2 separate regions of the Homo sapiens genome follow, and region 1 is linked to region 2. A link is a contact called in ENCODE Hi-C or POLR2A ChIA-PET data. All regions are on one chromosome and are shown on one strand. The core of a region is the stretch at or near the end of the contact, and the rest is flanking DNA. Distances in the headings are between cores, read along the strand shown. Region 1 holds the start of C19orf47 (chromosome 19 open reading frame 47). Region 2 has its middle 46 kb from the start of MAP3K10.

Region 1 (5,724 bases), core at 3,172-5,671, 200 kb after region 2:
AGTACAGATGGGGTTTCACCATGTTGGCCAGGCTAGTCTCGAACTCCTGACCTCAAGTGATCTGCCCACATCAGTTTCCCAAAGTGCTGGGATTACAGGCACCTGGCCTTCTGCTCAATCTCTTATTGATGAGTATGACCACAGACATCACTCTGTCCTGTACTCAACACTCTTAGATCCAATTTCCCTCCTGAATTTTACCACTGGCCAAAGACAATACAGGCCAGGAGCAGTGGCTCGTGCCTGTAATCCCAGCACTTTGGGAGGTCGAGGCAGGTGGATCACCTGAGGTCAGGAGTTTGAGACCAGCCTGGCCAACATGGTGAAACCCCATCTCTACTAAAAATACAAAAATTAGTCGGGCATGGTGGTGGGCGCCTGTAATCCCAGCTACTCGGCAGGCTGAGGCAGGAGAATCGCTTGAACCCGGGAGGCAGAGGCTGCAGTGGGCCGAGATCACACCACTGCACTCTAGCCTGAGTGACAGAGCAAGACTCTGTCTCAAAAAATAATAATGAAATAAAATACAGTACAACATGCATCTCTCAAAGAACAGCACGGAGAGGTCTCAGTAAGTCAGACAGAACATCTCACAAACCAAGCACTAACTATGCATCAGGACCAGCGCCAAGCATCATGCAGATGCATCCCAACAGCTCAGCAAGTGAGGACTATTATTAGCCCTGTTTTTATCGATGAAAAACCCCGACTCATTGAGGTGCAGTCGTTTGTCAAATGGCACATCTAGCAACTGACCTTACTGGGATTCAAAAACAAGTTCTTCCTGATTCTGACGTCCAGGGAATAGGTCCCATTGAGTGCTTACTATGTACCAGGAACTGAGCATATACACATCTCAGTCGCTCCTCACAACCACCCTCGGAAAGTTACAGATGAGAATGGCAGGTCCAAGATCACACAGCAAAAGGCTGGGCACAGTGGCTCAGGCCTGTCATCCCAGCACTTTAGGGTCAGGAGGATCCCTTGAGCCTAGGAGTTCAAGATCATATAGCAAGTAAAGGAAGCAGCAGGACTTGGACCCCACGCAGTCCAATGGCTATGGTTCATGCTGATTGAGGGATTACTACCAGCCAGGTACTATGGTCTGTTTTTCAATGTCTCAGTTAATGCTAACCAGAATCCTTTAAGTACTGGTATTCTCCCCCAAGTGCTACAGACCCTACTGAATTCAATTTCCTCTCTCCACAATCTTAAAAGCCCATCTCCAGCACTGACTTTCCGAATAGTGAAAATTATAATAGTGATTTTAAAGACAGCAGCTCCCAAAACTCAAGGGATTACCACATACCAGACTCCATGTGCTAAGCCCTTAGAAGACCTGTATCCAAATCCCAATTTTACCACGTCCTAATCCTGACTCTGGACAAGTAGCTTAACCTTTCTGACCTCACTTCCCTCAACTGCACAATAAGAATGGTAAGGCCGGGTACAGTAACTCACACCTGTAGTCCCAGCACTTTGGGAGGCCGAAGCAGGAGGATCTCTGGAGCCCAGGATTTTGAGGCCAGCCTGGGCAATATAGCGAGACCCTGTCACTGTTAAAAAAAAAAAAAAAAAAAAAAAAACTGGGCGTGGTGGCTCACGCCTGTAATCACAGCACTTTGGGAGGCTGAGGCGGGTGGATCACCTGAGGTCAGGAGTTCGAGACCAGCCTGGCCAATATGGTGAAACCCCATCTCTACTAAAAATACAAAAATTAGCCAGGCATGGTGGTGTATGCCTGTAATCCAAGCTACTCAGTAGGCTAAGGTGGGAGAATCGCTTCAACCCGGGGCGGGGGGGGGAGAGGTTGCAGTGAGCCAAGATTACGCCACTTCACTCCAGCCTGGGCAACAGAGCAAGACTCAGTCTCAAAAAAAAAAAAAAAAAAAGGAAAGGTGGCTGGGCGCAGTGGCTCATGCCTGTAATCCCAACGCTTTGGGAGGCCAAGGCAGTGGATCACAAGGTCAGGAGTTTGAGACCAGCCTGGCCAACATGGCGAAACTCCGCCTCTACTAAAAATACAAAAAATTAGCTGGGCATGGTGGCAGGCACCTGTAATCCCAGCTACTCGGGAGGCTGAGGCAGGAGAATCACTTGAACCCAGGAGGCAGAGGTTGCAGTGAGCCGAAACTGTACCACTACACTCCAGCCTGGGCAACAGAGTGAGACTCCATCTCAAAAAAAAAAAAAAAAGTAAGATTACCAATTCTTGGCCAGCACCTTGGGAGGCTGAGGCAGGTGGATAACCTGAGGTCAGGAATTCAAGACCAGCCTGGCCAACATAGTGAAACCCCTCTCTACTAAAAATACAAAAATTAGCCAGGCGTGGTGGTGGGCACCTGTAATCCTAGCTACTCAGGAGGCTGAGGCAGGAGAATTGCTTAAGCCCGGGAGGCAGAGGTTGCAGTGATCCAAGATCGCACCACTGCACTCCAGCCTGGGCAACAGAGCGAGACCTTGTCTCAAATAAATAAATAAATAAATAAATAAATAAATAAATAAATAAATAATAAAAATAAAAAAACACCATCTTAAAAAAAAAAAAAGAGGACCCTTTTTTTTTTTTGAGATGAAGTCCCACTCTGTCGCCCAGGCTGGAGTGCAGTGGCGTGATCTCGTCTCACTGCAACCTCTGCCTCCCAGGTTCAAGCAATTATCCTGCCTCAGCCTCCCAAGTAGCTGGGATTACAGGCCCCCACCACCATGCCCGGCTAATTTTCTGTAGTTTTAGTAGAGACGGGGTTTCACCGTGTTAGCCAGGATGGTCTCTATCTCCTGACCTCGTGATCCGCCCGTCTCGGCCTCCCAAAGTGCTAGGATTACAGGCGTGAGCCACCACGCCCAGCCAAGGACCCATTCTTAAAGGTGTTACAAGGATTAAACGAGTTAATAAACAGAGTCCTTAGAACAAAGATGCACGGCAGGTGGTTAAGTGCGATGTTAAGTGTGCATCAAATAAAACAAATCTTCAGTAAGCTAGGGAAACAGTGGGACAGTCACTGACTTAATGCTAGTTTTATACAAAGTGTGAGCTGGGAACAAGTATAAGGACAACTTAATGGGGGTCCATGGGATCTGACAACAGGGAATCACACAGTACAGGTTCTGAACAGTATCCCTATTCAAAGGGAATACGTAGTATTCCTTTTCAATTATCTTTCCATTTCAGTGTACAATGTAATGGGCTGTTCAGTTTCCATTGTATTTTACCTGAACTTTTCCTTCCTCTCATGGCCAGCAATGCTAGTTTTCCATTGAAGACAGCAATGCGCCGGGCACGGTGGCTCACACCTGTAATCCCAGCACTTTGGGAGGCAGAGGCGGGCAGATCACCTGAAGTCAGAAGTTCGAGACCAGCCTGACCAACATGCAGAAACCCCGTCTCTACTAAAATACAAAAAAAATTAGCCGGGCGTGGTGGCGCATGCCTGTAATCCCAGCTACTCGGAAGGTTGAGGCAGGAGAATCCCTTGAACCCAGGAAGCGGAGGTTGCGGTGAGACGAAATTGCACCATTGCACTCCAGCCTGGGCAACAAGAGCGAAACTCCGTCTCAAAGAAAAAAAAAAGAAGAAGACAGCAATGCAAATTTGCCTTCTCAAATTAACTTACTGGGGAAAAAAATGCACTAGTCATTATCAAGAAAAAGAAAAAAACTAGTACTTCAGGACTCAGCAAAATTGGTCAAATAGTAAGTGACAGGATGTCGATTTCCCCGGCTCCAATTCTAAGTTTTTCCTATTGCTGTCTCTGAGCTTTCTCCCCCAGCTTCCCTGGAATTCCCAGCTACACCAATGACTCTCAGAATCATTATCATTATAGTCCCAATCCACGAGCTCTCACTGTGCCAGCCCCTCTGCTTAAAATCTTTACACACACAGATTTCATCAGAATCCTCAAGACGACCCTATGATATTGGGACTATCTGCTCTCATTGTACAGATGAGAAAAAACGGGGTTCAAGGAAGCGAAGACACAGGCCCCACTGCCGCACAGTGGAGCGGGACTTGAACCAAAATTCGACGGCTTCCAAACCCAACAATTTTTCATACTAAGCGCTCAAACATCAATACTAATAATAATAGTATAGTAACGAAGTGAGCGTTATGCGGAGGCGCTGAGCTAAGGCATCCAACGTACACGACCTGACTTCTCACTCCCATTTATAAAGCCGGTGATACAGTCGGATTCTAACCCCCATTCCACAGGGGAGGAAACTGAGGCTCAAAGAAACAAATCGTAAGTCCGAAGCCGTACAACGGAGCCCGAACTGAGTCCAGACACCCGGACGCCACCCGTCCCTACCGCAACCGGCCCAGTCCCACCACCCCCGGCCCGCGCCTCACCTGGCCCACCGGGCCCGCGCCCACTCGCGCCGCCCGCCCTCCCTCCCGGCGGCGCCAACTGTCAGACACTCCTCCCCCGGCCCGGGCTGCCCGCCCCGGAAGCATCCTCTCACCGCCGGAAGCTGAACTGACTCGTCCGCGGCCGCTCTACCCCAACAGGCCGCCACCAGCGAGAGTGCGGCCATAACCATCACGTGACCGCCCACCGACACCAGCGAGAGTGCAGTCGTAACCGTCACGTGACCGCCCACCGTCGGCCCGGCGCTCCCCTCCGCCCGAAGCTAGCAAGCGGCGCGGCCAATGAGAAAGGCGCATGCCTGGCCCCCGCCGGCCTGCAGTCTAGCCGTAGTGCGCCTGCGCGCGGCTAGGAGGGGCCGTCAGGCGGGGATACAGCCTGGAAGGTGCGTGTGGGGCTGGGTCTCGGAGTGGGAGACGTGGAGTGCAGGTACTGTGCGATCTGGGGGCGCGGCGCCTCGGCTACCCTCCTCGTGTTGTCTTCCACGCTATAATGCATGGAATATAATATATATTATATGGAATATAATATATGGAATATAATATATATAATTATAGCGTTGTCTTCCACGCTATAATTTATGTCGTCCTCGGTCTCTTTATGTCACCATTCCTCTCCTTCTGTCTCATCCCACTTAAATCCTCACAACTCCTTCTGTCGCCATCACCCTCTTTAAATCCTCACAACTCCTCTTGTTGTCATCAACGCCCTTAACTCGCTTTCGTTCCCTGTAAGCCCTCTTTGCCACCATAGGTCGTAATCGCTCCCTTTAAATTCGTCATCGCCATATGTTACCTGCATCCTGCTTTTGTTGCCATTTCTCCTTTATAAAATCCTCATTTCTCTTTAAACCCTCATCATACCCCCAAGTCACCTTCGCATGGCTACTGTCCCCATCGCTCTTCTTAAATCGCGCTAATGCAACTCTTACGTCATCATTACCCCTTGTGTCTTTGTCCCTCCCTTGGCATCACTGTTCCTCTGACCAGTCACCATCCACTCCTCATGCTTCCAGTTTTCCCCATAAGGAGCCACCCAGCCTTACAGTTATTTTTCTTCCCTCCGTGTCTTCGTCATTTCCCCGTGTCACATCTCACATAACATACGGGGTACTGCAGCCCATTACCTGGGGTGTGTCAGAATCCCAGCCCCACCACTACACCTCTGGATACCTTGACTGCCTTATGGCACCTTTCCAATCCCAGCTTCATCTGCAAAATGCACACGGGGACATCCACATCAGGGCTGAGTGTGACGATTCTGTGAGTTTATTCTTGTGGTAGGCTCAGCTTGACATGGTGTTTTTGGCTAATATTGTTATTAACCATGTCACCCTCGGCCGGGTGCGGTGGCTCATGCC
Region 2 (5,510 bases), core at 18-2,517:
AAAGATGGGGTTTTGTCATTTTTACCAGGCTGGTCTTGAACTCCTGACCTCAAGTGATCCGCCCACCTCAGCCTCCCAAAGGTCCTGGGATTACAGGCGTGAGCCACCACACCCGGCCCATGTGTACACACATATATAGTCACCTCCAAGATGTAGTTAAGTGAAAAAACCAAGGTGCAAATTGGTATGAACAGGATGTACCTTTTGCTCAATAGAGAGGAAAATGAATACATATGTTCATTGGTTTATATTTTCCAAGTAAATGGAATGTCAAAACAATTTTTGCGATTGGGACTCAATCACCCACAAAACAATGGTTTTGGTTTTTTGTTTTCTTGAGACAGGGTCTTGTTCTGTCACCCAGGATGGAGTGCAGTGGTATGATCACAGCTCACTGCAGCCTCCACTTCCTGGGCTCAAGCGATCCTCCCACCTCAACCTCCAGAGTAGCTGGGACTGCAGACGTGTGTGACCACGCCCAGCTAATTTTTTACTTTTTATAGAGATGGGGTCTCATTATGTTGCCCAGGCTAAAACAATGTCTTAAAGTAATTTAAGATATATTAATTTGACATAAATCCCTAATGGGGTATATCCTCCTGGAAAAAAAAGCACCATAAGAAAATCTTAAACTATATTTAGTCATCATATTACTAGTGATAGTATTGATATTTTAAAATTTTATATATGCACATATATATTCAGATATGCATATATATTCACATACTTCAAAACGTATGCTGATGTCACTACAATTCAAAATTCTCTTTTTTTCTTTGAGAATTCAACATTCTCTGAATAAGAAAAAAGAGGCATAATAATAACATTTTAGAAGTTGTAAAGGGCAAAACTAAACTATGGACACACATTTGGATAACTAATTACTATAAAGAAACACAGAGATGATTGCTATAAAAGTCAGGCTGGCCAGGCACGGTGGCTCACGCCTGTAATCCCAGCACTTTGGGAGGTCCAGGCGGGCGGATCACCTGAGGTCAGGAATTCAAGATCAGCCTGGTCAACATGGCGAAACCCCATCTCTACTAAAAATACAAAAAAATTACCTGAGTGTGGTGGTGCACATCTGTAATCTCGCTACTGGTGAGGCTGAGGCATGAGAATCACTTGAACCTGGGAAGTGGAGGTAGCAGTGAGCCGAGCTCATGCCACCTCACTCCAGCCTGGATGACAGAGTGAGACTCTATCTTAAAAAAAAAAAAAAAAAAAAGTCAGGCTGAGGGTTAATTTTGGTAGAGAGAAGGGAGGGGCTGGGCCTGGGCGCCTGGGCTAGGGCACGTGGAGAGGCTTATGAACAGCTGGCAAATTCTATTTCTTGACTTACATGTGGTTACAAGTGGCTTGCCTTAAAATAACACAATTTGTGTGTTTCGCTGAATTTCAGGAACTCCTATTTTAAGAACTTCCTGGGGTTTTTTTTTTTTTTTTAACAAAGAAATGTAGTACTTTGTTTTTTAAAAGGAAGATTTTTATTATATGAATCAATACCTAATAAATTAGAAGCAAAGCCTCTTGCAGAGAAAAAGATCCACCAATAAGGAGATCTGCGTTTCTTCAGGGGAAAAAAAAAATCATCTCCATCACAGAATTGAAAACAAAGGAATAATCGTACAGATTTGGGAAGCTGGGGACTTTGCCTTTGTTTTCCTTATTTTAAATTAGGAATGCTGGCTGATGAAATCAGAGCACCCTGTGAAAAGAACTGTACCAGACATCTTGATCAGCACCATTTTGGGCCTCTGCAATGTCAAATAAATTTGAATATATTTTTGCTTTTACAACGTTATGCTAGCTGTGAAACCACTTGAAATGCAGCATTTCCTGACAATGACAAAGCTCCTCCACGGGAAACTCTCTTTCTTTCTAATGTGTTAAGAAATAGACTTACATCAAAAAGAAAAGCATTCTCTATGAAACACAAACGCTTTGGAAGTGTCTAAAGGTGCCACAAAGGTTGCAATTCTCTCTCCACTTGCAAGAATTTTTTTTTTTTTTTCCCGAGATGGAGTCTTGCTCTGTCACCCAGGCTAGAGTGCAGTGGCTTGATCTCGGCTCACTACAACCTCCACCTCCCAGGTTCAAGCAATTATCCAGCCTCATCCTCCCAAGTAGATGGGATTACAGGCACATGCCACCATGCCCGGCTAATTTTTATTTTTAGTAGAGACGGGGTTTCACCATGTTTGCCAGGCTGGTCTCAAACTCCTGACCTAGTTGATCCACCCACCTCAGCCTCCCAAAGTGCTGGGATTACAGGCGTGAGCCACCAAGCCTGGCCTTTTTTTTTTTTTTTTTTTTTTTTTTTAAAGACAGGGTCTCACTCTGTTGGCCAGGCTGAAGTGCAGTGGTGTGATCTCGGCTCACTGCAACCTTGAACTCCTGGGCTCAAGTGATCCTCCTGCCTTGGCCTCCCAAGGTGCTGGGATTACAGGTACCAGGTGAGCCTTCACACCCGGCTCACTTACAAGATTATAGTGAGATCAAACGTGGAGAACTTCTGATCCAGATTCAAATGGTCTAGATTTATATTCTGGCTCCCTCACTTACTAGCTGCGTGACCTTAATCAAATCACTTAACCTCTCTGATTCTGTGACCACACACATAAAACTGAGATATGACAATGCCTACCTCCTAGAGGTTGTCATGAGAATAAACTGTTTTAACAGAAGTAAGACACTTAGGACAGGGCAAAGCTATCTTGAGCCTTACTAGGCCAAGGGACCAGAGAAGCTCAGATCCAAGCACTCCATACTGAGTGGCCATGCTGCAAAACTCCCACAAACCCCAAATCAACACAGATTGGCTGGGCAAGGTGGCTCGCACCTATAATCCCAGCACTTTGGGAGGCTGAGGTGGGTGGATCACTTGAGCCCAGGGATTTGAGACGAAAGAAAGAATGAGAGAGAGAGAGAGAAAGAGAGGAAGGAAGGAAGGAAGGAAGGAAGGAAGGAAGGAAGGAAGGAAGGAAGGAAGTTAGGAAGTTTATTCTCTTACTGTTCTGGAGGTCAGAAGCCAACAATCAGCTTCCCTGGGCAAGCAAACAAGAAAGAGAAAAGAAAGGAAATAACACAGATTTATTCTCTTACAGTTCTGGAGGTCAGAAGCCAGCAATCAGCTTCCCTGGGCTAAAGTCAAGTGGTTGGCAGGGCTGATTCTTTCTGGAGGCACTGAGGGAAGACCTTATGTCCTTGTCTTTTTAGCCACCCGTATCCCCTGGCTCGTGGCCCCCTCCTCCTTCTCCAAAAGTGGCCCTCGGCTGGGTGAGGTGGCTCATGCCTGTAATTCCAGCACTTAGGAAGACCAAGGCGGGTGGATCACCTGAGGTCAGGAGTTCAAGACCAGCCTAGCCAACATGACAAAACCCCATCTCCACTAAAAATATAAAAATTAGCCAGACGTAATGGTGAGCACCTGCAATCCCAGCTACTCAGGAGGTTGAGGCAGGAGAATTGCTTGAACCCAGGAGGCGGAGGTTGCAAAGAGCTGAGATCACACCACTGCACTTCGTCTCAAAAAACAAACAAACAAACAAACCCGCATCCCTCTAATGTTTGCTTCCATTGTCACATCGACATCCCTCTGACCAACTTCTCCTGTGTCCCTCTTGTAAGGATCTTTGTGATTCTATTCAGGACCCACCCAGGTAACCCAGGATCATTTCCCCAACTGAACAAACTTAATCACATCTGAGAGTCCATTTTGCCATATAAGGGAACGTTCACAGGTTCTAGGGATTAGGATGTATAAACCTTCTTAATTATTATTAATACTTAGCCAAGCCTTGTGGGGCAAGAGAAACTTTTTCTTTTCTTTTGTTTTTTGGTTTTGTTTTGTTGTTGTTGTTGTTGTTGTTTGTTGTTGTTGTTGTTTGAGATGAAGTCTCCCCCTGTCACCCAGGCTGGAGCTCAGTGGCACAATCTCAGCTCACTGCAACCTCCACCTCTGGGTTCAAGGGATTCTCATGCCTCAGACTCCCAAGTAGCTGGAATTATAGGAACCTGCCACCACACCCAGCTAATTTTTGTTTTTTAGTAGAGATGGGGTTTTACCATGTTGACTAGGCTGGTCTCAAACTCCTGACCTCAAGTCTGCCTCGGTCTCCCAAAATGCTGGGATTACAGGCATGAGCCACTGTGCCCAGCCATGTTTTTTTTGAGACTGAGTCTCACTCTGCTGCCCAGGGTGGAGTGCAGTGGTGCAATTTCAGCTCACTGCAAACTCCTCCTCCCGGATTCAAGCAATTCTCGTGCCTCAGCCTCCCAAGTAGCTGGGACTACAGGCACCCACCACCATGCCTGACTAATTTTTGTATTTTTAGTACAGATGGGGTTTTACCATGTTGGCCAGGCTGGTCTCGAAATCCTGACCTCAGGTGATCCGCCTGCCTCGGCCTCCCAAAGTGCTGGGCTTACAGGTGTGAGTCACCGTGCCCAAACTTTTTTGTTGTGTTTTGTTTTTGAGACAGGGTTTCCCTCTGTTGCCCAGGCTGGAGTGCAGTGGTGCGGTCACAGTTCACAGCAGCCTCAAACTCCCAAGCTCAAGTGATCCTCCCACTTCAGCCTCCCAAGTAGCTGAGACCATAGATGCGTGCCACCACACATGACTTATTTATTTATTTAGTAGAGACAGGATCTCACTATGTTGCCCAGGCTGCTCTTGAACTCCTGGACTCAAGTGATTCTCCCACCTCGACCTCCCAACTGCTGGCATTACAGGCATGAGACACTGCACCCAGCCAGGACATGGAAACTTTGGAGGCCACATTATTCAGCCTACCACAGTCTCAAAGTGTGGTCTGATTCCATTCTGTTGGCTGTTTTATTTCTTCAGGTCTCAGACCTTACGTGGACCTATGGGTGCTACTTAGGACGTAGGTCCAGCCAGAAGTCAGAGAAGGCTACTGGAACTGCCAGTTCAGGACCCTTGAGCTCCCCTGTTACATGCCTTTGTGCAAATTAGGAAAAGGCTGTCCTCCCTTCCTCTGGGTAGACACAGCTCCACACCAGGATGTGTGGCTGGTGAAAGGGCACAGGTTGCATTTCAGCCTCCACATGCCTCCTGGGTCAAACAAATTTGTGCAGTGCACAACCTATACAACCCCAGTTTAAGGCACAGGGCCCCCACCTCACCCTGATTTAAAAAAAAAAATTAGGGAAGCATGCCCAGTCTTATTCTTGTCTTTCTCGGTATAATTTAGATCTGCACAAACTTTCTATCATGACTCACACTTCCTGAAACCCTGGAGCCTCCCAGATGTGAAATCACTGAGAGCTGGCTCTTCAGAAACAGTGACTCCTTTAACAGGCGGGCTTGGAGGACGTCTCTTGTGGGTCTAGGTCTTATAAAACTGACTCCTGCAGGGCTGCCTGGGACTGGTGGGAAACCCTTGGTGACTAGGGTCAGGGCTTCGCAGAGCCCCAGCGCAGGGTGAGATTGGAAGAATTACACTTCCGCCCAGGCGCAGAGCCCTGGCACAGGGTAGGATTGGAAG

Evidence for each region. Hi-C counts contacts between places; a loop is a spot of excess contacts on that map. ChIA-PET counts read pairs that join two places held with the same protein, here RNA polymerase II (POLR2A). Pooled maps may share reads with other maps.
Region 1: a pooled map shows a loop between it and region 2 (4-fold over the local background). The contact joins the promoter of C19orf47 here to the enhancer-like site in region 2. A Hi-C loop is called at or near these places in 1 of 37 single-sample maps with no recorded cell type and 7 of 50 pooled maps. POLR2A ChIA-PET finds 5 or more read pairs at or near these places in 1 of 52 experiments (common myeloid progenitor, CD34-positive).

The regions. Positions count from the first base shown.
Region 1 is chr19:40,343,976-40,349,699 of GRCh38, forward strand. It overlaps C19orf47 (chromosome 19 open reading frame 47), which reads right to left and starts at 4,422. Exons shown (of 9, transcript NM_001256441.2): 1 at 4,349-4,422. PLD3 (phospholipase D family member 3) reads left to right here and starts at 4,720. Exons shown (of 13, transcript NM_012268.4): 1 at 4,720-4,793. RefSeq lists a silencer at 4,297-4,386 and an enhancer at 4,377-4,666.
Region 2 is chr19:40,142,529-40,148,038 of GRCh38, forward strand. No RefSeq gene overlaps it. Among named protein-coding and RNA genes, the nearest start is that of MAP3K10, 46 kb to the right of the region's middle. RefSeq lists enhancers at 1,975-2,124, 2,745-2,794, 5,174-5,468. Within about 2 kb of position 1,268, at least 7 of the 41 ENCODE cell types and tissues checked have a DNase peak (open chromatin) inside an H3K27ac peak, as active enhancers do.